2 separate regions of the Homo sapiens genome follow, and region 2 is linked to region 1. A link is a loop called in an ENCODE intact Hi-C map of the cell type or tissue named here. Cell type or tissue: chondrocyte. All regions are shown on one strand. Links, peaks and the distances in the headings refer to the core of each region. The heading gives the core; the rest is flanking DNA. Region 1 overlaps CDH13 (cadherin 13). Region 2 overlaps CDH13 (cadherin 13).

Evidence for each region. Peaks named below come from ENCODE experiments on the same cell type or tissue, not always from the same donor. Only the 100,000 strongest peaks of a DNase experiment are listed, where the experiment ranks them.
Region 2: a loop joins it to region 1, with 4 times the contacts of the local background. A loop is called at or near these places in 14 of 110 quality-filtered maps.

What each region holds. Positions count from the first base shown.
Region 1 is chr16:83,110,755-83,126,276 of GRCh38, reverse strand. CDH13 (cadherin 13) reads right to left here. Exons shown (of 14, transcript NM_001257.5): 4 at 776-892. Among named protein-coding and RNA genes, the nearest start is that of CDH13-AS1, 280 kb to the left of the region's middle. RefSeq lists an enhancer at 11,027-11,629. In chondrocyte, for the core only: no CTCF peak of the experiment used is centred there; a DNase peak (open chromatin) is centred at 8,971.
Region 2 is chr16:83,438,126-83,453,647 of GRCh38, reverse strand. All of the region lies in intron 6 of CDH13 (cadherin 13), which reads right to left. Among named protein-coding and RNA genes, the nearest start is that of CDH13-AS1, 46 kb to the right of the region's middle. In chondrocyte, for the core only: CTCF peaks have their summits at 6,491 and 6,694 (motif pointing right); no DNase peak of the experiment used is centred there.

The DNA of each region.
Region 1 (15,522 bases), core at 4,280-12,279:
AACCCCTTCCCTCTTTTGTTTGGTGTGCTCTCCCAGTGGCCAGAAGTACAAGCAGCACCCTTCCGCAGAAGTAAATTGCCTTGCTGAGAAAACTCTTTTCCTGAGTGCTGGTTCTCCTTTGCGGCACTGAGCACTTGTTTCTAACAACCAAAAAGTACAAACTGCTCAAAATTTGATTCTCCATGTTGACTCTCTTAAAGAGGGGAGAATGTACTGATGAGGCAGTATCCGTATTTTGGCACATTTAACAGTGACTATTTCTTCCTGGAAAAGCTATTGTTCTGATTCATGGGACAGTGTTTTCCATATCCGATTCTGGATATGATTAGTATGATTTTATTCCCTTGATCTGGTTTAGTTTTTGGAAAACCGACCCAGTGGTACGCGTAGACCTAAATATTTGAAAAACAGGATCTCAGTGAAGGCCACATGTCAACATACTACCATCCTAGGGGGCCCTATCTGGTGATCACCTGAATATAATCTATAAAAGCAATGAGCCTTGTTTCTTAACCATTGACATCTTCCTGCTTAATTTCAACATCATCTACCATGTTGATCCCGTAATATTCAAAGCTGCTATTGGTTTTTTCCAATTTCCTCTTTTGCATATGAATGATCTTCCAACATTCTTTTCATGACTAAACCATTTGGTCTCTTATCATAGACAGATGAAGACTAATTCCAGCTGGTCACCAAGACAGTCATACTCAGTCTGCTGTGCTCATCTTTTCATAAAAACATGTTTTTGTCATTTGCTGTTTGTCTGACTTACCTTGCCAACATCTCTTGGGAAAGGCTGTCTCTGATTCTCTGGAATTAAAATGGGAGATACCACAATGGACCTCTTTTGTCTTGGGACAGGAGAAGTTCTTGCAAATTTAAATATATCCTAAAAGGGAAAACAAAAGGATTGATTAAAATCTCCCATTGAAATGATGTATCAGTCTGCTCCGAGATAGAGTTCCTTTGTTGGGAAAGCATACAGCTGTTTGGAAAGTGTTCACTGTATTCCATCAAACCCTATTAGCATTACCAAGTACATTACTAGAATAATACTAAAGCTGACATTGTTATTCACTATAACTATCATTAAGCTATTTGAACACCCAACTTCCAAATCATTCTATTCACAATGACAGTCTTGATTTACTCATCCCTCATTGCTTGCATATTGCTGTTCTTAATCTGCCAAGCTACTGGATTACTCACCTGGTCAGGAATCTGGAGGACTTGCTTAGATATAAAATTTTATTTGATTTACAGCCAATAAAGAATTGGTTTTATAACAAATCCTAAGTGAAAAGAACTAAGTTAGATGCATCATATTGCCTGACTTCAAATTATACTACAAAGCTATAGTAACCAAAACAGGATGGTACTGGTATAAATCTAGATTAATGGAACAGAACAGAGAATCCAGAACTAAAGCCACATACCTACAACCAACTGATCTTCAAGAAAGTCGGCAAAAATATATGATAGGGAAATGACGCTCTATTCAATAAATGGTGTTGGCCTAAACACCCATATGGAAAATTGGATAATCATATACCTAAGAGTGAAATTGGACCCACAGCTTTCACCATATACAAAAATTAACTCAAGATGGATTAAAGACCTAAACATAAGACCTGCAACTATAAAAATTCTAGAAGAAACCCTAGGAAAAACTCTTCCAGATATTGGCCTCGGCAAAGGATTTATGGCCTAGTCCTCAAAAGCAAACATGACCAAAAAAAAAAAAAAATGGACAATTCAAATTTAATTAAACTTAAAAGCTTCTGCACAGCAAAATAAGCAATCAACAGACTAAGCAGATAACCTAGAGAATGGGAAAAATATTTGTAAAGTATGTATTCAACAAAGGACTATTATCCAGAATTTACAAGGAACTCAAACAACAAAAATGACCCAATTAAAAGTGGGTAGGCCGGGTGCGGTGGCTCACACCTATAATCCCAGCACTTTGGGAGGCCAGGGCAGGCCGATCTCCTGAGGTCAGGAGTTCGAGACCAGCCTGGCCAACATGGTGAAACCAGGTCTCAACTAAAAACACAAAAATTAGCCAGGCATGGTGGCAGGTACCTGTAATCCCAGCTACTAGGGAGGCTGAGGCAGGAGAATTGCTTGAACCCAGGAGGCGGACAGTGCAGTGAGCCAAGATTACACCACTGAACTCCATCCTGGGTGACAGAACGAGACTCCAGCTCAGAACAAACAAACAAACAAAAGAAAGTGGGGCAAACAACATGAACAGACATTCTTCAAAAGGACACGTACGACGGGCCAACAGACATATGAAAAATGCTCAATATCACTAATCATCAGAGAAATGCAAATTGAAACGACAATGCGATATCATCTTATACCAGTCAGAATGGCTATGATTAAAAAGTCTTAAACAACAAATATTGGTGAGGCTGAAGAGAAAAAAGAATGCTTATATACTGTTGGTGGGAGTGTAAATTAGTGCAAACTCTATGAAAAACAGTATGATGATTTCTCAAAGAACTGAAAACAGAACTACCATTCAACCTAGCAATCCCACTACCAGGTATATACACAAAGGAAAAGGAATCGTTATATCAAAACAATACCTGCACTTGTGTGTTTATCATAGCACTATTCACAATAGCAAAGACATGGAATGAACCTAAGTGTCCATCAACAGAAGACAGGATAAAAAAAAATGTGGGGCCAGATGCAGTGGCTCACGCCTGTAATCCCAGCCCTTTGGGAGGCTGAGGAGGGTGGATAACCTGAGGTTGGGAGTTTGAGACCAGCCTGACCAACATGGAGAAACCTCGTCTCTACTAAAAATACAAAATTAGCCGGGCATGGTGGTGCATGCCTGTAATCCCAGCTATTCATGAGGCTGAGGCAGGAGAATCACTTGAACCCAAGAGTCAGAGGTTGCAGTGAGCCGAGATCGCGCCATTGCACTCCAGCCTGGGCAACAAGAGTGAAAATCAGTCTCAAAAAAGAAAAAAAGAAAATGTGGGATATATATATATATATTTGTATCTATACATATATGTAAATATATCTATACGTATATATAAACATATCTATAAAGATGTGTACACACACAAAAACATATATACACACACACATACTCATACACACACACGCACATGCCATAAAATACTACTCAAGCCTAAAAAAAGAATAAAATCATGTCTTTTGCAGCCACATGGATGAAGCCGGAAGACATGATCCAAAGGAAATAACTCAAACAGAAAAATGCCGCATATTTTCACTTTTTGGTGGGAGCTCAACAATGGGTACTTGTGAACATACAGAGTGGAATAAGAGACAGTGGGGACTTCGGAAAGTGGGAGGGTGGGAGGAGGGTGAGAGCTGAAAAATCACCTGTTGGGTACAACGTTCACTCTTTGGGTGATGGGTTCACTAAAAGGCCACACTTCCCACTACACAGTGTGTGCATGTAAGAAGCCTGCACTTGTACCCCTTGAATATCTTTTTAGATACTCTTCCGATACTAGGTAATTTTTATCTAGGGTAATAGATAGGCATTTTCAAAATGGTTATACTTTGTTAAGAGTCTTCAAAAAAAATTTTAAAAATAAAAAATAAAAAGCAACTCTCTTCATGAGCCACTGCAAGGTCCTTACACTCACAAATGAATAGGGATAAAGGGACAATCACAAAGTCCCAAACTATGTCAGGCATTATGGAGACTTGTATTCAGTGTATTGTCAAGGGAAACGTGTTGTTATTATATGATCAGTGGGGCAACTGTTGGAATGCACTCTCCAAGTAGCATGTCACAAGTTCAGTTATTGGAGTGACACTGTCAGGGTGTTTGCTCTATGCGTAACTCATATTTTTAATTAAATGTGTTCAAAATGAAAACTTTGTATCATTTTAAATAAAACATTAGTATCACTTCACATAAAAGAAGGAAAACATAAAAATAAACATGCTGGAGACCTAATGACACCATTAAATTTGAGCTAGAAACTGTTGCCTATGGAAAGCTCTTCATCTTACAGGTAAAAAGGGGCCAGAGCGGTGTTAAAGGCGTGTTAGCACCAAGCTGAGACTTCCTCTTTGATCTGATCAGAGGACTGAAAGATAATTGAAAAAGAATATCATTTCCAATATGCAAACTGATCTTATTTAATGCCACATACTAATTAAAACTGTCTTCTGCATCATCAGAAGCAAGCATCTCAATCCTAACAACAGCTTCCTATCAAAATCATGTGATAAATGATAGTTTCATTCCATCTTTGGCCCCAAGGCCCCATAAAAGTGTGTGTGTGTGTGTGTGTGTGTGTGTGTGTGACAGTTTTAAAGGAAAATTTATGTAATAAAGTTCAAACAGGAAACAAGATAAGCTAAGGCTCTGAAAGCATCTATAAATAGCCATTCTCTTGATTTGGGTGGGAGTATAAATTCATAGCACCCTTGTGAAAAGTAATCAGGCAATATTCATTTATCGAGAGCTTTATGAATGCACATATCCCTTCACTCAGTAATTTTACTGCTAGGAACCCATCCAAACGTTACATTCAAAAGAAGAATAAAACTGTATGAAGGAAGACGTTTAGTGAGACATGATTTATAAGGGGCAAAAATGGAAAACATCCTAAATGTTCCATAGCAGGGACAAAGTTACATTTGGGTTTGTTAGTAGGCAATACTCCTAGGCTATGACCAATAAGGCAACTGTGAAGACCATGTTCCGACCACTATCATCATCACTCCAATGCCCTCACCATCACTACTCTAAACTACTATAATAATGATACAGCAAGCGTATGCTGGCCAATGTGCTGGGCACTTGGCATGAGCCCCCTCAAATATTTCCAACAGACCTCCAAAGTAAATCTTATCCCTCCTTAATCAATGAAGAAAGTTCAGAGAGGTTGCATGCAAACTGCTCCAATTTACCTAGCTAGCAGAGAGAATATTTAAGACAAGCTATGTAGGAAAATATAGAATATCATATTCAATGCATTCTATTTTGTATACACTATAGTGATCACAGAAGAATATTAAAATCTCAATGAAAGAGACTAAGTAAGAGACACTTTAGTCTCTAGGAAGTGAAAAGGACTCAATATGCAGGCAAAGAAAACTAGATTCTGTATAAGACAGAAGAAAAAGCAAGAATAATATAACAAAACGAACAAAAAAGCCAACCACCCAAAACGAACCCAACACTAAACAAAGAAACAGCATTGGCTGGGCGCAGCGGATCACGCCTGTAATCCCAGCACTTTGGGAGGCCGAGGCGGGAGGATCACGAGGTCAGGAGTTCGAGACCAGGCTGACCAACAAGGTGAAACCCCGTCTCTACCAAAAATACAAAAATTAGCTAGGTGTGGTGGCACCTGCCTGTAATCCCAGCTACTCGGGAGGATGAGGCAGGAGAATCACTTGAACCTGGGAGATGGAAGTTGCAGTGAGCTGAGATCGCGCCACTGTACTCCAGCCTGGGTGACACGGTGAGACTCCATCTCAGAAAAAAAAAAAAAAAAGAAAGAAAATTAGAGCGCGTTGTATTTACACAAAACTGATATTTAACATCTATGAAGATTCTGTTGGTTTGTTAAGGGTGGCAAAAATAGGAAATACGTAAAATATATTTGTAATATCTGAATATCATTCATTATTAAAAAAATATCTTGAGCCTCAGATGAGAGCTGGTCTAGAGAAACACTTTAAAAAGACGTAAACTTTGTGCAGATGTAAAGGACTGGTGAATGGGCTTCATCCTAGAGCAAACATAGGCCTCAGTTCATGATGACAATGTATGTCTAAATGTGTCCAAAGTAATGACAAAGCACACCGTGTCATCAATAATGAACCTTGCATAGAGTGTCATGAATTGCTTTCTTGTGTTTTCATACCCACAAATGGGTGATATTTCTGTCCTCACGGGTGTCCAGAGTGGTCAGCTCCCTGAATCCCATCCCCATCCTACCTCTGGTGTCCTCCCAGCTCACCAGCTCATCAACTCCACAGCTGCCCATCCATTTCCTTGATTATTACGGCGCATCCCAGAAGTATGGCAAGTGGCACAATTGTGTTAATCCGTGGATCTAAAGTGCCCAAGAAAAGAAGCAGGAAGCTCTGATTCGGGAAAAACAGTACCTGGAAGGGACAGGGTTCGGGGGCTGCTGGAGGTATTGATTGTAGAGAAGTCACCATGTGCATGTCGACTCTCTGGGCCCGTCACGGTGGGCATCTTAAGGAACGACTGAAGTCAGGACATCCTGCTTCTTCTGATGCTTAAGTTTTTGTCTGACATTAGGAGAAACTTCAGTGAATATTTATCCATGGCTCTGCGTTTCTGGGCCTGTGGCTCTGCTTCTATCTTTGCCTGTGATTTATGTGTATATCTATAAGTATGTGTTTGTGGCCAAGTGTCTACTTCTATATTTGTGGCTGTACCCACCTTTGATCGAGTCTGTGCTAATGAGTTTGTGTGTTCTGCCATATGTTTCTGTATGACTGGGACCGTGTAAGAACCATCATACATGATTTGACTGACATCCATATACCCTGCTTCGGGACAACTCTCTGTGTTTGTGCGTGTGGTGTACTTGCATCTGTCATTTCATGCATGAAGCCTGTGAGGGTGCCAATCCGTGGCCAGAAACTCAGAGAAGGACAACACAAAAATGGTGGTGACAAAAATAATGTAATCAATTCAAGAGACAGTTACAAAAGGCAGAAGAGCAGTGTATGGGAAAGAACTGAAGATCAGCGTAAAGGAGGGAGGTAATAAGATCTCTTGACTTCTGGTGTTGCCATTACCAAGTGGGCAAAGGCTTTTAAAAAGGCATTTTGGGGTACCAGTGCTAGAGTAGACCTGTTGACGTTGAGGAGCCTGCTGGACGTGAAGCAGAGATTTCTAGGGGACATGAGGAATTGCATTCAGGAGGGAGACAAATGTCACAATCACTCATATACAAGAGTAGCTGCAAGACATGGAGACAATGGCACAACCCAGATTATGGGAAGAGGGAAAAGGGAAAAGGGAGGAACGTAACCATCTGATGAGTTTCAGCAAAGGCCACAGAAAGTTTAGTCAGCGTAGCAGAAAAACCAGAAGCACAGAGAGGAGAATTCCAAAAAGGAACAGTGCACAGCCACGTTACACAAGGCAGAGGTCTCCTCCAAAATCACGGAGGCTGCTAGGCTTGACCATGAACAGATGACGGCTGAATTTAGAAAGAGCAGCTTTTGGTGTGTGCTAGGCGATTACATGGACAGTGAGGACTCTGGCATAGAAGAAAAGGAGAGCTATGGAAAGAAGTTCTTCAGTTAAATGGGAGACAAGGAATGGGGCTGACCTTGAGGAAGAAGGGGTCAGAGGAAAGAAAGCACAGTGGTGAAGAAAGAAACACAGAATGAATGAAGATGCAAGAGAGCAGAGGAGATGCCCACAGGAGGTGTGAGAGGAATCAGCAGTTACATCAGCCTCAGAGAAGAGGCCCAATACTGCTCCCCTCGAGACAGGACACAGAGGGGTTGAAGGAAATTTTCTCATCTGTAAAGGAGGATAATGTGCCCGTCCTCTAGGTTATGAGAATGAAATGAGAAGCTGCATGTGAAAGTGGTCTGCACTCTCTAAAGAACTGCAGAAACGGTAGAAAAATGAAGGATGAGTCTTATTAACACCAGGACGGAGGAAGTGAGAAAATGAGGGTGAGCCACTCAGTCTGTATCAGGAGTGAGTAATTCGGCTGTGGATGGCCTAAGGCCAGATCTGAAACACAGACACATGTAGACACGCAGCCCCTTCCAGCTTTCCAGATTTACTAGACGCGTGCAGATGTCAAATGTTCTCTGTGACATCAAATGCACACACTTATGCACATGCGGGTTTACACACACACCAGAATCCATCTGATAGACACACATACACACACACTCACGAGCAGATGTACATGCAACAGACATGCATCAGCTGCCTAGACCCACGGACATATGCCACACGTCTTCGCACTTCCAGTGTGCTGAACACAATCCCCTCAGTCACAGGAACAGACGTAGGCACGCAGAGGTGTGCAGAGGAGAGTGAGGTTCTGGGGCCGCCACCAACACCAGACCATGTGTGACTTGTGGGATTCCCCCCACAGCAGTCTCCGGACAGTGATCCGCAGCATCTTTAGCCTAGGTCATCCGAGGCCTGCTGCAGCCTCATCCAGCCTTGCTTCCATCACAGGGGCAGTGTTGTGTCTTCAGGGAGCCTCACGCATGCTGGATTCTATTAGAGGAGGACTGTCATCCCTACACAAAGATCTCCGGTTTCATGCAGCTAAGCAAGGTCTTCATCTTCCTGTCTTAGGGCATTTGAGGTTAAAACCTCATTTGCTTTCCTCCCTGTTTCCCAATCTCAGGGGAAGCAAGTATCACGCTGTCTGGAAGCACCACAACACTCGCCCCAAAGAACACATATCAGAAATAAAGGGGAGACCCCTGAAACAGTGAGGGGCAGGGGAGGGGTTGAGGGTGGGAAGGGAGGGTGGAGGCCCAGGGAAACAGGAAGGCAGGAAGAGAAAAAGAACGTGAGAAGGAGCGAGAGAATAGATTCATATTAACTAAGTCATTCATTCATTCTTTCATTCATTTCTTCAAAACGTATCAACCAAGCCCTTTCTCTCTGCCAGGTATAATTCTAGGCATCTCGGATGGTGCAGTGCCTAAAAGAAGCAAGTGCCCTCATGAAGCTTCAATTGTAGAGAGAGGGGGCAAACCACAGAAAGGGAAAGAGAACACATATGGCTCAAGAGAAAAAAGATCAGCAGGGAGGAGGGCTGGAAGTGCTCAGGGGGAGAGGGTGCTGATGTTTTAGACAGGGAGGCAAGAAGCGGTCCACCGAGGAGATGGCAGTGGAAGATGGAGGAAGAATGGGCCAAGGGGGCAGGAGGAGGAGGCACTGCCAGCAGCAGAAGCCTACCGGGCATGGCGGAGCTTCAGTGTGGCAGCTGCTGGCGTGGGCAAGGTGAGCGCTGTGAGGTGAAGGAGACAGTCTGGACCTGGTGAAGGGAAGTCAGACCCTGGAGAGGCACGTAGGCCATGGAGAGGGCCCTGGCTTTTACTCCGCATGAGGAGTGAGCCCTGGAAGGGTTTTGAGCTGAGGAGTCCAGTTGCAATAAAACAGATCATAGCTGCTTTGTGGAGAATAGACTCAAAGGGATAAAAGTAAATAAATTAGTTGGATTTCCTCCTTCTCCCAGGTCTGTCGTAAGATAACAAGCTACATTCACTGTAGCTCAGCGCTCATCGTCCTACGATGATTTGCCCGTCCTCTAGGTTATCAGAACGAAATGAGAAGCTGCATGTGAAAGTGGTCTGCACTCCCTGAAGAACCTACATTGTCCTGCAGTGAACACTCAGGCTCCTCCCACAATGCAAATCTGAGCATTTGATTTGTGGAAAGGGAGAGTTGGAGTCAATTTCTCTGGCTGGAGCCCCTCTCGCCTGCAGTATTTTAAAAGTATTATTGAGGTATAATTTACGTACCATGAAATTCACCCGTTTTAAGTGTGTAACACAGTGATTGTTAGGAAATTTACAGAGTTGTGCAATCCTCACCACATATAATTTTAGAACATCTCCATCACCCTTAAATGAAACCTCATGCCCATTAGCAGTCATTCCCACTTTACCACAGCCACTGGCTGTATATGTTTGTCTTTTCTGGACATTTCATGAACAGAAACCATGCGATATGTCCCCACAATATTTCCATGAACTTCACCCTCTTTCATTGCTGATGTGAAGACTAAACAGAAGGGGCTGCAGCGCCATCCACTGACTGGTCAGGAGTGTGTCAAGGTCAGCCCCCTGGCTTCCAGGTGGGACCATGCTCAGGGGACATCCCTGCCCGTATCCCTGCTGCCCAGGAAGGCTGAGGCCTCCAGCTACCTGCAGTCAGCAACTCCTCCATCAGCCTCCTTCCCCGCCCCATCCCCCTGACCTCCCTCCCCGTGAGGTATGGATGCTGATAACACCTCCCCGGTTGCGTGGTCTATTTCCCGGGAGCCAACCTCTGACACCTGCCAAAGCATGGTGCTCAATGTCAAGACCAAATGGGGAAGGTGTCCCAAAAGCGAAGAAGTGCTCACTTTTGTTATGTCTGCCAGACTGGCATTCTACAGCTGGGACCGCACTCCAAGTTTTGTCTGTCCCTGCCCCTTTCCGTCACACCCAGCCAAGGGCATAAAAGCCTTCCCTAACAGCCAACTGAAGGAAGTGGTGAGATTTGAGAGGAATGATCCTACTTCCTGCACACCTGAACACAAGGCCAGACGCAGCTTGACCCGGGCTGGCCACCTGTTGGAGGATCTCCTAAATACGCTGACATTCAAACAGACAAACAGTGTCCAGATAATTTGTCCTCATTCCCTCTTTCTGCCCTCCTGGACCCTGGCTTTGCATAATAGAAAAAGTGATAGGGAGAAATAGTGAAAACCTCATAAACAAACCACAAACCTCTATCATCTTTGTTCCCTCTCCTACTTTCATAACTTCTGGGCAAACTTGTTTGCTAAGAGGAGATATTTTTAGCAAGGCAAAGCATTGCAGAAGCTGAAATACGTCTTCCAGGCAGGCAGGGAATTAAGGGAGAACAGTGAAAGGTGAGACTCATGCAGTCAGCCCAGCCCAATTATGGACAGTCTTGTAAGTCAAGGTAAGAAGACTGGATTTGCTTCCAAGGCAATAGCGAGCCTTTGCAGGCTTCACGCAAAGATGTGATGCTTCGGGTTTGAGTTCAAGGACCTGAGGGTTATTCCTTTGGAGAGTTTGAAGCTTATATTCTAGACTCAAGATGACATAACCTGGTTCCTTCTAACCTTTATAACCCTAAGATTTGCCTGGGATCCTAGTCCTGGATTCACCAAGTCTGCCATAGAAAATACTGCCATTTATTGAGTATTTATTACATGCCAGGCACAGTGCTAAACACATTGTATGATTATCTCACTTAATCCATTCAACGACTTGCTGGCAGAACCACCATGGCTGTTTTCCTGAAGTTAAAAGATGTAAAAGACTCATCCCAAGTCATTCAGCTCTTTGGCCTCTGTAACTCCAGAACCATCTGCTCTAAAAACACTTTGCTATAAACCTCCCCAGGGTTGCTGCTGGAGACTACCTTTTCAAGGAGGTCTGTGCTTGGCTGGAGAGGTCCTTTGATCCATTTATTCAGGTATAACTAGATAATCACAGCTTTAACATTTTCCCAGAGAGAACAAATCTCCAGCCCCTGGCTAAAAGGAGCTACCTATACTGCAGGGGGACAGCTTAATTGTCTGCAAATTTTTGCAAATGAATGGAACTGCAGAAGCCAATCTCCAATTTATTCCGTTCTTGCAGCTGATCTCATTGTGCTACAAAGTTGCTAGGAGGACAGTTCTGTGCTACTCAATTCACATTTTGTATGCAATCAAACACATGGTTCAGCCAGCTTTGAAGTACCTGGGGCTACATTTAAAGTTTGCTTCATTGCCTCCTGGGGCTGAAGTTTGCCTACTTAAGGAAGAAAAACCCAACAAATATCCAACTTTCTGCAGCAAATTTAAAAGGTTGGAGAGGCAAGATACAAGCTCCCTAAATTTCCATGTATCTATTTTCCCAATATTCTAGAGGCCACATATCAGCAAAACTAAGTCACCCACTGCAGATTTACTGTATAGAATTATGCTGATAATAAAATGTGGTGATATAGAAATTATCTGTTGTTAGTTCTTCATATCATCTCATGGCAGGGGGTGTGAGGGAAGTCATTTTAAAGGGTCAGAGAAGATGATGGTTGGTGGATTCATAGGATGGCATCAAGCCAATAAGCTGTTGTAAATTACACCACTCAGTGCTTATCAAGCACCCCCATACGGGAGAAATGGGTGCAAGTCATTGTTAGAAATGGGTGCAAGTCACTGTTGCCTTGAGTCTTCATGCATGCATCCTTTTCAGTAGGGACCGCCAGCAACATCAGAAACAACATCTCCAGTAATGAAAGTCACACATCAGAGGCGTTGGGGACGGCCAATCTCAAAATTAAAATAAAAAATGCATCGAAGGTCCAATAACTAATCATCTGAATCACCATCTAAGAATCATTACATTACATTCCTAACGTAATGAATATCTCAGTCATTTCTATTAGTAGATATGCTTCGGGTAGAAAATAAACTGCTTTGCCCAAATAAGGGAGTGGAGAACAGAAGTAACAGTTTTCATCAGGGGAGTCTGAAATTGGAGAGTTAACTCCAGATGTTCTCTCTTCAGCAGCCAGCGAGATCTTTTACAAACATTCTTCTCCCCGTCATTAAGCCTACAGGGTATATAGGCTTCCCCTTGCCAAAGGATGAAGCCTCTGGGTTTCCTAAGGCCAGGAAGATCCAGCAGGCTTGGATCCCGATGACCACTCTGACCTCAAGTGCTATCACTGTCCTCCTGGCTCTGCTTCTCAGCTGCACGCACCCTCCAATTGCAGGTGCTTGTCTGAGGGCTTCTCACCTTGTGACTTCCCTTCCCGTCCCTCCCCTCTTGTGCCTGGTTAACCCCCCACCCATCCTTCTACTCTCCACTCAAGCACCACTTCTAGGCTTCCTCGGTCTCTTTTGCTATGAGGATTGGCTGCACTTTGCCTTTTTCCCCTAGAGCCCTGTCTCAGCTTCTGATCACACGTTCATTCAGTGCCACTGTGTCGTCAGTGCCAGTCTTTCATGCAAGGCTCCCAGCTCCGTAAGGGCAGACTCTACATTTTCCTGGTCTGCTGCTACGCCCCCTGGTGCCTAGCACAAGACAGGCATAGAGCAGGTGTCTAAAAAGCACTTAAAATATTACTAAATAAAGCAATTATGAAATAAATATAGAGTTATTGTAAGAATTTGAGTAATCCAGGTAACGGAGTTAGCACAGTAGCTGGTGCAGAGTATTTGCTCCACGATTGTGTCTAATAAGTAAATGAGTAAGATGTTGGTGATTTCGCTTTGATTTTGTCTTTAATAGAGAAATCTTCTCTCTAATAAGAGTAAAGCTGCCACTCTCAGTTGGATTCTTTTATCCTGGGGTGCTCAATGCTTTGTGAAGTAACCAAATCTATAGAAAATTTTTAGAAAATTCTCCCTTTTGTTAAACCAGAATCTACCGCAGGTGTCTTGGTTTTGTTTTCTGGAGTTGCATGGAAGTCCTCCCTTTTTCCTTCGATAGCATCAGCTGCCTGAGGTCAATCTGGTGTTGGCTCACGCTCCCTGCTTTTGCGTTCCTTGTAACTTCTGCCATCCAAACACCACCAGTTCCTAGAATCATGTGTACCAGACATGAGTTCCACATGTTTTCCTCCTTTATAAGTGCTGTAATTTATAAGCCGGTCTTAAAGTTCCTCCTCAAATATCCTGAAATTATCCTAATAGCCAAATATACTGACTATAAAGTTGAGAAATATTTTTAAAAAATAAACTGCACGGTGCTCACGAAGGTCTGGTAAATAGATACCTCGATGCTAAAGAAAAAGGTACAGATATTTTACTGAAAAACAATGTAACTATGTTTGATAGCCTTTAAAGTGTTCATGCTTTTTGACTAAGTAATTTAACTACTAGGAACACAGTGCAGAGAAATAATCAAAATACACACACATAATACACTCAGGTATTTACTATAATATTATGGGGAAACTAACAAAAAGGAAGTAACCACATTACCCATCAAGAGAAAGAGATAAAGGGTTAATTACACCTCCTTTTTGGCTATTTCTTCTAACTCCTAACCCACAAACACCTAAAAACACATTAAGCCCTCCAAATAGAAAAATACCACCTGTGTATACACATACCGCACAGAAACACAAATTTCTAATCACCAAGAACTTCCTCTCTCTTTTTCTCTCTGTCTTTCTGTGTCTCTGTCTCTGTCTCCCTCTCAAAGCCTGTTTGCTTGCTTTAGGATAGATGGAGCCTGGATCTCTGAATGTCTTCACACAGTGCAGTTCCCTGCCAACGGGATTGGTTTCTTGTTAACTGCTGGTTTGCTAGAGTAATTAGCCTGCCCTAACTGATACATAGACCAAATACACAATGGTTGCATGTGTGAATAAATGAAAGAAAAATTAATTAATGCAGACACAAAGGTATAGAAATCAAGAAGGAAACCCAGCGGGAGATAAAATGAATAAGTAAAGCAAAGCAGAGAGTTCTAAAATTACTGTTTCCAAAAATGGAACAAAGCCCTAGAACTCTGGAAACTTTTTTCTCCAAAGTTTTACTAAAATTATGTGGGTATAAGAAAATTTGTGCACATATTGATATTTAAGGAATAAGAGTTTTTCACTTCCTTGATATAGTGGCTTAGATCTAAATATGTATTTAACATGCATGAGATCCAGGAAAACAAGACTGAATGCTTCATCAGGGAGAAGTTCATATAGTTTATTTTTATTTCTCTTTCTCTTTAGGTTTTTGATATTCCATAAAATGATGAAACTATGAAATAGAGAGGAGTTGGTTTTATGAATTCTTGTTGAAGCCAAGTTATGACGATCTATTGATATGATCCAGGTTTTTATGATGGCTACAGCAAGTGCTTCACTGCTTCTCATCTCAACTCCATTCTCCAATCCAATGCCTGAGTGCTCTGACCAAACATAAATGTAATTATGACACTCCCTTATGTTAAGCCCTTCATATGCTCTAGTGGAGACTCTGATTGTCCTAGCATACCATGATCTGCTCTCCTGAAGAGTCAGCAACTCTCTCCCATGTGATGTATGCTGCAACCTCATGATCGACTTGCAAATCCTCAGACACATCATGCTTTCACTCAGGATCCTTCTTTGCTTCCTCCATTTGGCAAACAAATCAATATTATTTATGCTTTAGTCTAAATGTCACCTCTCCCAGGAAGTCTTCCCTGACTCTCTACTTTAAGTGTAATCACTTATTTTCTCTCTAGATTCTCACTGCACATGGGACATTCTTCTATCATGGCACTATCCAATGATATTATATCAATAGAAATTAGGGATTTTTTTTACTCTACTCCTCCCAAGACCATAAGCACATTGAAGGCAAATTTTATTCCTTGCCATTTCTATTTTTTTCTTTTTTTTTTGAGACGGAGTCCCGCTCTGTCGCCCAGGCTGGAGTGCAGTGGCGTCATCTCGGCTCACTGCAAGCTCCGCCTCCCGGGTTCACGCCATTCTCCTGCCTCAGCCTCCCGAGTAGCTGGGACTACAGGCACCCGACACCACGCCCGGCTAATTTTTTTTTTTTTTTTTTTTGCAACAACCTAATACATACATTTAGGGATTAATTTATCCAGCCAACAGATATTTATTGACCATTTTCCACGGACCAGGCATTGTGGTGGTTGCTGAGTAACAAGAAAACAGGAAAAGTCCAAGTCTAACCCAAGGTCCCAGGGTTTTGGGGGTATGCTCCAGGGTCCCAAGGTTTTGGGGTATGCACTGTGAAGAAGTAGCCCCTTGTAACTGTCACACCTTGGTTTTTTTTGTTTCAAAAATTTCAG
Region 2 (15,522 bases), core at 3,312-11,311, 330 kb before region 1:
ACCCCACCATTAAACAGACGCACACCCCACAGATAGACTCAATTCCCCAGCCCTGACTCCGTCCACTTCGTATTGTAGGACACCCATCAACATTGTGATAATTATAATAACTAAGGCAACTATGATTTTATTAAGTGCTTATAACATGTCAGACACGATGCTAAGTGCTTTTTAAATAATATTTTCTTTTGTTTCTTTCAACAATCCTGTGTGGGGTGTAATGTTATTCATGTTTTTTTCATGATCAATGTTGTTTTTCATTTTATTTTTAATTTTTTTGTTTCCATAGGTTTTTGGGGAACAGGTGGTATTTGGTTACCTGAGCAAGTTCTTTAGTGGTAATTTGTGAGATTTTGGTGCATCCATCACCTGAGCAGTGTACACTGAACTCAATTTGTAGTCTTTTATCCCTCATACACTACCCACCCTTTCCCCCGAATCCCCAAAATCCATTGTACAATCCTTATGTCTTTGCATCTTCATTGCTTAGTTCCCACAGATGAGAACACACAATGTTTGGTTTTCCATTCCCCAGTTACTTCACTTGGAATAATAGTCTCCAATCCCATCCAGGTGGCTGTGAATGCCATCAATTCATTCCTTTTTAGGGCTGAGTAGTATTCCATCATATAGGCTCAAAAATTAAGTGATTTCCAAAGGCACACAGCTAGAAGATGGCAGAGTTGAGTTTCTCCCCCAGGGACTTGTGCTTAAGCCCTTTGCTTACAGTGGGTCTAAGTCTAATGAAATGCTGGTGTTCCTGGAACAAAAGGAGGGGAAACTGACTGAGACTAATAATATGAGAAAGAGATTTCTCCTTCCAAAACCCACCTCCAGTATCACTTCATCCACGAATACTTCTCTAGACATCACAAACACATACATTATTTCTTTCACCGAGGTACTTCTCTTGTTCCTCATCACACTGCATTGTACATCTATTTTTAGATGTTTATTTTCTCTATTTAATTGCAAGCTTCTTTAAATATCATGTTTGTCTTTGCAGGAACCCAACAAATCTGGTTATTCTATATTATTACTTACTTACAAGAATTGCTGGGCAGGAAACAAGTACCATCCCCAAGCAAAACAACAACGAAAACATCAACCAAACACAAAACGAACCGAGAAAGTGAGGAGCCACGTGATGCTAAAATCATAAAAGCCTTTGTCCTTAAAAAACAAGAAACTTATTACAAAGCTCTCATTGCCTGAACAGAGGATGTCTATATTTGTCTCTGTTTTCACAGCCTAGTATAGAACTTGGCACCAAGTAATCAATATAAACACTTGCTGAACAAATGAGTGAATAAATGAAAAAAATGAGTCATGTAAGAGCAAGGTTTCATGAAACTGATTATAGGCAGCTAAATCCTCTGCACAAGAAAACACAAACACAACCTTACCTGAATTGCTGACATACTACCGACTGTCACAAGGTTGACTATAAACATTAATTTTTATGAAAATATTTCCAATAACTTTTCTCTCTCCAGTCTTGAGATTAATCATATTTTCAGAACTTTGAATCGAAATGTATCTCCTGTCCTGTAATCTCAGGCGGTGGGGAGTGCGTGTGACATTAGGGCTGACCGGGCAGATGAGGCTCAATTTGGCACAAAGGAAAAATCAGAAATATCAGTCCTGACACTCATGGGTCCACAGGAAAAGCAAAGATTAAACAGAAGAGCAAAATCCCTGAGCTGGGTCCAATTCACACACATACCAGATGCACTGAAGGCTCCATTTTAAATTAACCTCGAATATAAAGATGTTCAGTTTGAAAAGAAAAAATAGGAGGAAGAATATTTCAGTACGAAATAAAATGGACTGGGCATCGTGTGGCACATGCCTGTAATGCCAGCACTTTGCGAGGCCAAGATAGGAGGATCACTTGAGTCCAGGAGTTCAAGACCAGCCTGGGTAATATAGTGGGACCTCGTCTCTACAAAAAAGTAAAAAATTAGCTGCACATGGTGGTGCATACCAGTGGTCCCAGCTATTTAGGAGGCTGAGGTGGGAGAATCTCTTGAGCCCAGGAAGTTGAGGCTGCAGTGAGTTGTGATAGTGCCTGTACTCCAGCCTGGATGACAGCGGAAGAGCCTGTCTCAAAAAAGCAAAAACAAAAACAAAAGAAAAAAAGAGTGGTATGGTTTGGCTGTGTCCCCACCCAAATCTTGAATTGTAGCTCCCACAATTGCCACAGGTTGTGGATGGGACCTGGTGGGAGGTAACTAAATCATGGGGGCAGGTATTTTCCATGCTGTTCTCATGATAGGGAATAAGTCTCATGAGATCTGATGGTTTTATAAAGGGGAGTTTCCCTGTACATGCTTTCTCTTGCCTGCTGCCATGTAAGATGTAACTTTGCTCCTCCTTCGCCTTCTGCCATGATTGTGAGGCCTCCCCAGCCATGTGGAACTGTGAGTCATTAAACTTCTTTCCTTTATAAATTGCCCAGTCTCAGGTATGTCTTTATTAGCAGCGTGAGAACAGAGTAATACAAAGACAAATGATTCTCCTTTGCTTCAGAAACATGTGACTCCTTGAAGAAGGTGTTTCTCCAAGTGTGGTCCCCAGACCAGCAGCATCACTGGGGGCGCTTATTAAAAATCCAGATTCTCAGACTCTACCCAGACCTATGGAATTGGTAACTCTGGGGGTGCGGCTCAGCCATATGGATTTTCACAAGCCCTCCAGGGGATGCCGACGCACACACAAGGCTGAGAACTACTGTTTTACATCATGAACTCTCTTTATCAATTTTTTTTTCTCTGTGAGACAGAGTCTTGCTCTGTCTCCCAGGCTGGAGTGCAGTGGCACCATCTCGGCTCACGGCAAGCTCCGCCTCCCGGGTTCACGCCATTCTCCTGCCTCAGCTTCCCAAGGAGCTGGGACTACAGGCGCCCTCCACCATGCCTGGCTAATTTTTTATATTTTTAGTAGAGACAGGGTTTCACTATGTTAGCCAGGATGGCCTCGATCTCCTGACCTCGTGATCTGCCTGCCTTGGCCTCCCAAACTGCTGGGATTACAGGCATAAGCCACCGCCCCTGGCCCTCTTTATCAAATTTAACACACAACTTGATTTTCACATTTTTTTCCGTTCGATTTAATAAAGTAAGATACAGCTGTATTTGGCATGCCTATAAAGCATACAAAATCCTGGTAATGAATCAGATACTACCCTTTACATAGATCCTCATGAGGAGCTCATCAGGTAGAAAATTGTCCCCCACAACACCACCCATTTTTCAGAGGAGCAAACAGAGTCTCAGAGGGACTGAGTCACTTGTTGCTGGTCCAACCCCAGGGACCACGTACTTCAAATTCATAGAACAAGCTGCACTCCACACTCAACATTTCCGCTTTTGAGGGGCAGAGCCTAAGCAGCTAAGAGAGAACATCCAGGCTTATGGGCCTCACAGGTGGGTTTGTGGGCATCATGCAACCTCCCTGCAGGAGCTATCTGGGAATGTGCACTTTCTCCACCGTCTGGCAAAGAATCAATCACAGGGCGCTGCTGTGGTTTATCCATATCTGCCTTCCCCAGTAGGCACCGTGCTGGGTCAGAGTTGGGATGTCGGCATTGAACTCTGCAACCCCAGTGATGAGCAGCTGGGCCCGGGGTCGGGGCGGGGGAACTATCTGCCTCTGCCCTGCTAGCGAAGACCGGTGATTCAGTCATCAAATGCTCTTTTTCTTCTATTAGAGTTCCTCGCAGAATAAAAACAGAAACAGCAGCCGTCACTTATTCGGCACTTTCTCTGCACAAATCTGTGGTCTGAGCTCCCTCTCCCTTGCATTAGCTCATTTTCTCTTCAAAACAAACCAGCAGAGTACGTCCCAGCGTTAACGTCCCTATTTACAAAACGAAGGTGCAGTGAGGATAAAGGATTTGTCCAAGATGACACATTAGGCAAGTTGCAGAACAGGGACTTGAAACCATCATTTGGCCACAGATCCTTGTCTTCACCATGATTATTCATCCCATGGTGTTATGAGGGGAGGTGATGTGGGAACTGCATCCTGTGTATTTAGAACCATAAATGACTCTGAAAGAACTGTTGGTAGAAGCGAAATTCCAAGGACTGGAAATCCAGGCTCAGAGTGACTAAAAGAGAGAATTAATTTGCTTTGATTCACCGAGTGATATTTCCAGAAATTTCAAAAAGTCACCATCTTCCTGCTCTGCATTAGAACAGGATCTGGGGCCCTGAAGGACATGACGAAGATGTGTGATCAGGTAAGGGAGCCGTTTCTCCTTTGCCCAGCGGACAGGGACTTCCATGAGCCCTGTTTATCAGTTGTTTTCCTCTTGGTACCATGAGATCTTTACCATGATCCTCTTCGTTTACTTTCATTGATCATCCTCTCATCTCAGGTCTCAAAGAAACATTGAGGGCCTCCTATCTCCAAGGGCTTGACATTATAAATGAGAAGACATATCATAGATCATTATAGATCATTGTGGCAACGAATTCCATCCGGGCTGATTTATTTTGTCCAGAGGAATGTAAGACATTTAAAACGTAGGTTAATATGGAAGCTGCAGCCTGCTGATCATACACACATTGCCCTTGATCTATTCTCGAGTCTAAAACTAGCCCAGGTCTCCCTTTTGTTGAGGATTGCCAGGCTGTGGAAATTCGGTATCTAGGAGCATATTGTTGCTTCACTTGACTTCTTTCTGTAATCTGTCTCCATACGAAGAATCCTGTATTCCTCACTGGCTGCTCTTTCGAAAGTCATCAGTAACCTCCAAATCATCAAGTCCTGTGACCTTTGCTCAGAAACTTCTTGGAGTCTTTGCTGTCTCAGAGGTGTGGAACCAGTCCACCCTATCCTCCCCAAATCTCTATTTTCTATTCCTTTCACTCCTCCCCACCACTGAAGTTCACCTTCCCCAGCTGGGCTGTCTTGCAGGCATGGAATGAATGCATCCTCTTACTCTCATCTCTACTGCTTTTCCCTGGAAAAATTGACCAATTCTATAAATCATCATGAAGAGGAGGAGGAGCTATAATGATACTAGTTAGTATCTGCTGAAGCTTACAGGGCCAGTCACTCTTCTCATGTTAAACCAAAGATACTCAATGCTGCTCTATGAAGAGGCCCCTATCATAGTGCTGCTTTTACACAACAGTGACATGAAGCTCAGAGACACTGAGCACCTTGTTCTGGGGCACACAGCCATTGAGCATCTTGTTCTAGGGAAGAGATCTGACCCAGTGTCATGCACAGAACTGCTGAACCCTCTTCCTTTGATCTTGTTTCTCCCTCCAAGCTGAAGTTGGTATCTTGGATCTCTGCATTTATATGTCTAGCTACCATGATGGTGTCTGCATGCCTGCCCTGGTTTTATTCCCTTTTATCTGCAAATGAGCCCCTCCTTACTGATTTCTTTACATATCAGTGATACCACATTTCCTGCTCCACTCCAGATAGCTAGACTCAGATCATGAGATTAAAAAAAAAATCTTTAGCTCACTCAGCTCCACTATCACCTACACAAAGCTATCATTTAAAAGTTATATCTCTATAATAAAATAAAAGATGGGGACCATATTTACCCCTATCTCAGCTAAACACTGTGCTTTTCCTCTCATTCCCTTGGAAGTACCTGCTCCAGGCAAGTTCCTATTGGGAGTCAAAGGGGCTTCTGAAAACTCCCAGAGCAATCTTTTTCCCTGTAACAGAGGAGACTGGGGACCAGAGAGGTGGGGCAACTTCTGCAGACCACAGAGTGAATCACATCAAGGGCTACTTGATGTGGGAGCTTCTTGAGAGAGAGAACTGGTCTATCTCATTTTAACTATGGTGCCTGGCAAACAGTCGATATTTAATATAAATCATTATAAATTATAAAAAATAAATCAATATTTAATATATATAATATAAAATATAATTTAATATAATTTAAAAAAATGATTATCTCTAACTTCACATTCCAGCCTCCATTACCCTTTTGTCACCTTGATACTCTCACACTTGGTTTATTTCAGGATCCTCTTGACCTGTTTTCACACGCTTCTTCCTGTACACAGGTGTGAAACTCATCTTGCTAAAGATCTGGTATCATCTGCCCCGCCCAGCTCAAACAGCACCAATGGTGTTTATCTGCTCTTTGGGTGAGGGCAACATCCCTTGTCTAACTGGCGGGCTTTCCACAGTCCTGATCCACAGTAACTCATCTGCTTCATCCATCAAACTTTTTTTTCTTTGTTTTTTTGGGATGGAGTCTAGCTCTTGTAGCCCAGGCTGGAGTGCAGTGGCGTGATCTCAGCTCGCTGCAACATCTGCCTCCCAGGTTCAAGCAAATCTCCTGCCTTGGCCTCCTGAGTAGCTGGGATTAGAAGCACCCACCACCACGCCCGGCTAATTTTTGTATTTTTAGTAGAGATGGGGTTTCACCATGTTGACTAGGCTGGTCTCGAACTCCTGACCTCAGGTGATCCATCTGCCTCGCCCTCCCAAAGAGCTGGGATTACAGGCGTGAGCCACCGCATCCAGCACAAACCAAAAAAAAAAAAAAAAAAAAAAAAAAAAAAGGTTACTATAAGGTGTTTTTTGTTTTTTTTTTTTTTTTTTTTTAAGACGGGTGACCAGTGGTGGTGGTAAGTCTATTTAAATCATTTCCTTACTTCTTAACCCCTTCAATGCAGGTACATGACCATTAGGTGGCAGTAATGCATCACTCTAAGGAAATAAATCAATGGTTCAGCTTAACACTTGAGATAGAGGTAAACATGGTCCCCAGCTTTTATTTTATTATAAAGACATAACTTTTAAAAGCCCCCCAAAAGGATAAGCTTAAAGACTTTGGATTTGTTACATGTACTCCTTAATAAAGCCATCATGGAATTCATTCCAGTTGCCCAGGAGTTCCTTTCCCAGTCATTTCTCCATGTTGTAGCAGACTAGATAATTGGAGTCTACTGAACTTGTTTAAATTAATTACAGGGAAGACTTTCCTATCTGGAGCTCGTTCCTTTGATTACCACCAGAAAGAGAGGAGATGGAGAAATGAGCAGAAAATTGCCCCAGAGTTTAATGGTACCAAATCCCTGTGTGGTTTTTCTTCCATTGTTCAGCAGAATGGACTTCTGTACCCTGCTAATTTTCATTTTCTGTCCTTTCTTCTCTGCGGCTGGGAATAATTTACATTATTTTATAAAACTGGAGGCACAAAACTCTAACACTGAGTGGTGGAAACCGATCTCATTAAGCAACTTCCTTTTTTAAAAAGGCTCAGCTGACCATCTATGCCTAAGGGCTTACTTCTAAATCTAGTGAAGGTACTTTCTAATTTTTTCTTTTTTCTTTCTTTCTTTTTTTTTTTTTTTTGAGACAGTCTCACTCTGTCGCCCAGGCTGGAGTGCAGTGGCATGATCTCGGCTCACCGCAACCTCTGCCTGCTGGGTTCAAGCGATTCTCTTGCCTCAGCCTCCTAAATAGCTGGGATTACAGGCACATGCCACCATGCCTAGAAAATTTCTGTATTTTTTGTAGAGATGGGGTTTCACCACGTTGGCCATGCTGGTCTTGAACTCCTGACCTCCTGTAATCTGCCCCCCCACCTCAGCCTCCCAAAGTGCTGGGATTACAGACCTGAGCCACAGCACCTGACCTTCCTCATGTTTTTCTATACCCAATAAAAAAGTTTGATGGGGGAGGGATGGGGATAATGCTTTAGAAATCTTTTAGTTGCCTTTTTGAGTCAAGAGGCACAAAGATCTCTGAACTGTCTGTTGTTCGGCGTGGTTTGTAGGAATCATCTTCCTCCTACTTCAGTATCTCCCCAAGTACCTACTTGAGGAAGACTGGGAACTCCGAGTTATATTTCCAAGCTAAACACTTCTCCCCCTACCTTAGGACAAGTTTTAGATGCTTATCAGATCTTCTAACTGAATTCTGGAAATCTCAGCTATTCCAGTTTTACTTAGCCACGTGATGAAAACATCTATTCAGAATTCTAAAAGCAAAAAAGGTGGAGAAAGAAAAAACATGATGGTCTTTATCGCTAACAAAATGTGCAGAGAGAAATTAAAGCCAAGTGTGAAAGTTCCTTGCTATCTTCTGGTTGCGCCTTTGTGGAATACTAACGCAGCTGTGGGAGGCTATCGGTCCAGAATCTTGGCTTCCTCCACCCTGCAGCCAGGTGATAAAGCTCCTCCTTAATGACCCAGAAGCCTGAGGAAATTGAGGCCAAGTGTGAACACAGCAGGATCTGATTTTCTAGGCCAGAAATTCATTTTAGGGAAAACTTAGGAAGCTTTTCTGAAATAACTTTTCTTCTTTTGTAGAAGAATGATTCGGGTAGGTGAAAATGATGCAAACCTTTTATAATTTATAAAACCTTTTATAAATTATAAAAGCTTTTATAAATTATAAAAGCTTTTATAAATTATAAACTCTCGCAGCCTCAGTTTCCTCAGCTGCAAAATGGGAAAACTATTACTCAAATGTCAGTGTTGTATGAGGATTAAATGAGAGAGTAGTAGCTGGCATGGAAGGAGGTCACACCTGTGAGTTTATTCAGACTCCACTGCCATGAAAAATATCAAAAATTAAGAATATAAATAATCCCTGAAAGGCAAAGTCTTAATTAACTAGCATGGCCTCATTTGAAAAAAATCCCAGCCCTGTGGTTTCTGAATATGGATAAACAATGCCATCCTTTCTTAAGAGCTTTAATTTCCTACCTGCAACGTGGGAACAGAGGCATTTTGGTCCATTTTTGGAGTCTTCCGTGAACTCCCCCTTCATCAGAGGAAAGCGCTGATTTGCTGATTTGCTGATTTGGGGAATTTTATACCTTCAGGCAAAACCAACCATGAGAATATTTTCATTTCGAACAGAATATTATGAATGAAATAAATTAACTCGGCAGTCAGAGATTTAAGCTGGTTTCAGCACACTGCCCCACAAAGATCTGCCATGCTACCCAAAACATTATACTCCAGCTCGCCAGTTACTATTATTAAAAACAGCATCACCGGAGGGACATGAGCAATGATGGCCCTGAAAATTCCTTGGGCACTATGACTGGCTCTTCACAAGAGAGGACATGGTTCTGGTGCTCAGTGACTGGGTTGTAAAGCCTGGTTCTGCCACTCATCAGGTGGGTGCCCTTGAGCACATTACTCAACCTCTGGGTCAAGATTTTAAAAAATCTTTCCAGGTGATTCTAATGTATAGCAAAATTTAAGAAGTATTGTCCTTGAGCAAGTTCCTTACCGAGTTTAAACTTCAGTTTCAATATCTTTAAAATGGGAAAATCACAGCATGTACTTCATGTGATGGTGCTGAAGATTAAATAAGATAATGAACACTCAGGGCTTAAGTGCTTAACATATCTGTTACCTAGCAAGGGTTCAATCAATGTAAGCCTCTACCATCATCGTCATCATCATCATCATTACTATGGTCATCATTATCATCATCATCATTGTCATCACTGTTGCCATCATCACCATCACCATCATCATCTTTGTCACATCAGCAGCCACATCTTCATTGTTGCTATTGGTATCTTCACCATCATCAACCTCACTATTGTCATCTTTGCCATGATGATCATCACAGTCATCATCAGCCCATCATCATCACCATGATCATCGCCATCACCTTCACCACCGTCTTTGCCATCATCATCATAATCAACACCATCACCTGACTCTATAGGAGGTACCATTGATTTTTTTTTTTTTTTAGAAACGGTTTCCTCTGTTGCCCAGGCTGGAGTGCAGTGGTGCAGTCTTGGCTCACTGCAGTCTCAACCTCCTGGGCTCAAATGATCCTCCCACCTCAGCCTCCTGAGTAGCTGGGACTACAGGCACATGCCACCAAGCCTGGCTTGCTCTCGCTCTCTCTTTCTCTCCATATATATATATATATATATATATATATTTTTTTTTTTTTTTTTTTTTTTTTTTTTTTCGTAGGGACTTCGCACTCTGTTGCCCAGGCTGGCCTCAAATTCCCAGGCTCAAGTGGTCCTCCTGCCTCAGCCTGCCTAAGTGCTGGGATTACAGGTGTGAACCACCAGCCCAGTCTGACACTGATTCCTTTAGGAAGACTAGAGTGCTTTATACTCAACATGATAATCTTGAATTCCTGATTCTGCTTTTAGTACTTCAGAAAAAGTGAGGGGCTAGTAACCCGTAAAAATTCTCTAGACATTTTGATTAAATTCTATTTAGGTCAAAAATGTATAAATCAAACCTTTTCGTAACATTCAACACGCACTGAGAATGTGCTCCTAATGATGGTCCTGTCTGTGGGTGCAGTGCTCCAAGCTCACTCCTTAGATTCTTTCACTCATACCTGAACACCTGTTGCGGAAGGGCCTCCCAGCCTCTTTCTCAGAGGCGTGGCCTCCCCAGGGGTGAAGCAGCAAAAACGCAGCTAGAACTCCATCCACCATTCTAAGCATCACTGTGGGAGTAAGTCACCCACCCTATCACATTCTCAGCTTCAAATAAATTCCTTTCTGCGTTTGGCATGGAAGGTGATAAGTATTTTCTGAGCGATTTTTCAGTTGCAAACTTCAGTCTGCTGAGATGAAATATGCAGATTGAGGTCTGAACAGCTGTAGCACTGCAGAGTGGCTGGTATTTTGGTGGGCTTTATTTTAAAGTCTTTGAGAGTTCAATCTCACTAAATAATTCAGCTGTTTAGGAAAAGCCATATGATCTTAAAATAAGTCCCTGAAGGTCAAGCATATAGGGTGAAATTTTATTTTTCAGTAAATAATAGCATTTGACAAAATAACAGAAATGTCCCTTATAGTATCTCTTCCTTTACATCTTTGAATGAAATTACCAAGTGCACATCACTGGATGTTCATTTATAAACATTTTACATCTTCTCCATGCCTTTCTGGCAGAGTATTAAGGTAACATTCTGATATCACTGTTCCCAATGAAGTTAGAGATTCTAAAGAACAATTTCAAAATGCAGCCCTAACTTGGGATGTCACTGATCACTTGGAAAGTCGTTTGTTACATCTAGTCCAGAAAAATATAAGCTTCTTGTCATAGAAAGGCTGAAGTATTGACTATAAATCTATAAAGAAAAAGAAAAAAAAAACTTGCAATGTGAAAGTTTTCCAGGTCAAAGCTGGATCTCTCTCATCCATCACTGAGTTCTCCAAGGTGACATGCAATTCAGGAGAAAAGCATCAGCATCCAGAAAGATACTGGCCAAGGATGTCTTTGTGCTCTTTAATGATGGGTCTTTGGCTGAATCACCAGACTGGTAGCTTTGGAATAGCTGCTCATGGAGGTGGGAGGCAGGATGTGGAGGTCCTTGGATAAATCTCATCTAGATTCACATAGAATCCTGCACTCGTCAAGGCTGATGGGATCCTGAAGTTCATCTACCTCAAATACCTTCTTGTCTCATTTTACGGATGAGGTAACTGAGGCCCAGGGAAAATAAACGATAGGTGCCCATTAAGGCACTCAGTGAATAATAAACCCAGAGCTAAGACGCAGGTGGCATTGGAGGAGCATGGTGATAACCATGCTTTGCGTCAGAGTTGGCCTGTGTGTTCCTCCGGTCCGACTGCAAGTACAGGCATGGCTATTTTGCTTGTGGACAAAAAAGACTCTGTCATCTCGCTCCCAGCTCTTATGGTGTGACCTGGGCCAAATCATTCAAACCCTCTCAATCCCAGCCTCCTTATAGATAAAGCCCTCTTAATAATCCCTACCTCATAGGGATGTTGTATCAATGAACTTCTATATTTAAAAATATCCTGAACAAAGCCTCGTATACACATTCATGAATTCATGCCCTCTGATGCCCTGAAACATTTCCTTTTGGAGTAGAGTATAGGGTCCAGAGCTGAATCATCATCACATTTACTCATAGGGCTCCACCAGGTACTCTCTCTCTTCCCAGACACCGTTTCTATCCGGGTTCAGGGAAATGAAGTCATTTCACTGTCACAGAGCTAACTGACATCTTGGTGGCAGCTGTGAGTCATAAACCGTATCAGGAAAAGCAGGAGCTGGGCTTCTCACAGCTTGCAAAAGCTGCCCAACTCTAAGGAATGGCATGCAAAAAAATGTTGTAAAGAAACTTTCCTCATTTATCATAAAAACTGTTAATGTTCCTTTTTAAACATTAAGAAAATATCACTGACCAAAAATTGGGAAAATTAAAACCATCCCTAATTCTACCAATCGGGGAAAGTCACTGTTAATATTTGGTAGGAACATAAGTTTTACATACATTTAACATAGATATAGATTAAGCTGATGTTCTAGAGCTTGTATTTTGCCAATTGTAAATGTATTGTGTTTTTCCCAAGTAATTGAATTGTCATCTTTCAAATGGATATACAGTATTCCATCACTCTTATTATTTCATTACCAGAGTGGTACTCAAAGTATTGAACAACAGGTAGAGATTGAGTGCCAACAAATGACAGGCGAGAGGAGTCTCTGGAAGATCCATCCACAGTCGACCAGATGACTACTGACCCTGGCTGTGCCATAATTTAATTATTTTCTTATTCAAAACATTTCATTTTTATTTTTAAATTTTTCTGCTGTTGTAAACATCTCTCTGATGAAAGAACAGATAATAAAATCTTGACAAGCATCCTTAAATATATTAGAAAGTTGGTTTCCTAGAACTGCAGTGGTTGTGTTCAGGGATGAACACAGATTTGGGACATTGTTGGAGGGGAAGCTCTCCAGAATGTCTACCCTCCAGGTAGGTCACAGTCATGGGTTCATCTTTTCTTCGCTTGGCAAACACTCCAAGTGGACAATTAAGAAAGGCCAGGTGGTAGTTCTAGAAGGGCACCAGGATTAATCTCCCTCCCCCGCTTTTTTTTTTTTTTTTTTGAGATGAAGTCTCAATCTGCTGCCCAGGCTGGAGTGCGGTGGCTCAGTCTCAACTCACTGTAGCCTCCACCTCCCAGGTTCAAGCAATTCTCCTGCCGCAGCCTCCTGAGTAGCTGGGACGACGGGTGTGCGCCACTATGCTCAGTTAATTTTTGTATTTTTAGTAGAGATACGGTTTCACCATGTTGGCCAGGCTGGTCTCGAACTCCTGACCTCAACTCAAGAGATCTGCCTGCCTTGGCCTCCTGAAGCTCTGGGACTACAGGCATAAGCCACCGTGCCTGGCCCTTGCTGTCCATCTTCTGTGACCTGCCACGTTTGCAGAGACCCCTCCTCCCCACGACTGATTCAGTTCCCATTCCACAGTGTTGGGGGCACAAGGCTGAAGGAGTCTTCTGGGCTCTGGCCCCCACTTGGAGCTCTCCACTCTGCACTAACTAAATATTTGGGTGTGGACAAGCCACTTCATCTGTCCTGGTCAGTGCTGATTTTCCTACATGTAAAGGAGGCAACTGGGCCAGATGAATAACCAAACTCCTTTCCGTGTCCTAAGCCTGTCTACAACTCTGTGACCCACATCTAATGCTGCCACATTTAAATGATAAAAGCTTTACTTCACTTTTTGAACCTCCTTTCCCTTTTTCTCCATCCCCAACAAGCCATTCTCCATCCTTACTGGGACCAAGCAAACTTTTTAAAATGACAAACTTTTCAGATGTCATTTAAAATGAAAGCCAGCCTCCCTACCCTGGCCTGCACAGACACCGTGGGTCCACCCTCTACCACATCAGCCCTACTCTCTCCTTTGAGCCTATCTTTTCTTCTTTACATTTGACACCCAAGTTACTAAGTTTTGTTGACCTACATAGAATTTTTTACATAGAATTTGGACTTTGTTAGAGAAAGGACACCAAGGATTGACAGTACTCTACTCACTAAATATATGAATAAATATGATGGGGAAAAGAAAAGTAGCCACTGACCTCCAGGAGCTGGCCTGGGACATTAATTAGATGTTGGTGTTCTCCTGTCAAACATGATTTCAGAGAATACCAACATCAGATAAGGCCACTCTATGACCACAGTCAATCAGACCATAAAGAAGGCCATTCCGTAATTATGCATGAACACAGACAGACCTGAACATTGCCGAAGCCATCGCCTTTCCTGGCTAAAACAATAGCTGCTTCTTTGCCAATTACGGCTGTAGCCTCACCCTAGGCTGTCCTACCTAAAGATGAGATTTAGCACTGGTCATAGAACTACCCATGCTTCCGAATAGCAACCAATTCAGAGAAATGGTTCAGTTTTGTGACCCTTCCGCCAAAGCAGCTAATAATGCAAGCCCAAATTATATGTCTTTTCTAACACACTTTTACTAAGACATCCCATAGTTCCCTATAGTATATTCTCTCCCATTGCAATGAGCAATCAACCCAACTTCTTAATTACGGATGTGTTCCTGGTGCTCTTTGGCTGAAGGGCAACAGCAGTGGGAAAATAACAATAAATAGTATTAATAGCTTCTTTTTCACGAGTAATTGCTATGTAAATTGCTTGGGTTAATTGCTATGTGCCAGACACCGTTCTTTCCAATAAAACATTAGAATATAGGTATTACTATTATTACTCTGATTTTAAAGTTGAAGAAATGGAGGTTCAGACTGGAGAAGTAACTTTCCAAGATCACATAGCTATTGGAAGAAGCTGCAGTTTAAACCCACATTTTCCTGACTTCAAATCTTGCATATTTTCTCATTATTATAGTGTTTCTTTTTTTTCTCCCTTTCCTTTAAAAACTATGCCAGGTGCTCTAAGCTAGTGATGAGGATATGCATGATAAATGTGCTGCCTCTAATAATTCCTCCATTTGAAATGATTAACATTCCCAATAGTTATTGTAGGTTTTCAGCCCTCTGTGAATATCTGCAGTTTAGATTGTTCTGTTCTTTCAATGTCACTGCTGCATAGACTTTCTGGCACAGTCTCAAACGTACAAAATATGTTCAACATCAGAAGAAATATTGTCAGACAACCATTCTGTCATTTGGGGGATTATAATTGTGAAATGGAGAAAATATTTAAAAACAGGGATTTGTGGGAAAGAACGTACTATATACAGGCTCTAGTATAAAAGAGCTGAATAGCTCTTGGTATTTTGTATTATTGCTTTTTAAATAATGTCTCCTATCCATTGTCCTTAAAACATGACTAATGAATGACTGAATTTAGCAGCTGTACTAGAAATAAAGACTCCAGGGAGTTGGTCAATGAATAAACATACCTCGACTTAGAATGTTATGAAGAGACAACTGTGACCGGGCCCTGCCCTAGGTGCTATTGTCTGTGCCATCTCAAATGTATTCCTTTAACATACTTCAATTCCTAAATCAACCTACAGGAAGGTAAGTCAGCAATATACACCTGGTGCCATTAGGTTTAGGCAACAATGGGGAGCTTCAGTTCCCTTCCACCCTGTGATCCAAAATGTCCATGAGCTGCAAATGATTCCTGCAGTTGGGGTGATGGAGCATGGTGAATACCAAAGACCAAATATTCCAGTTTCATCTGACTCCAGAATAGCTTTGCAGACAAGTCCCTCAGGCTCTCCTGTAGGCAGTTTGATAAAGGAATCTAGGGTCTGCGATTTCGATGCACA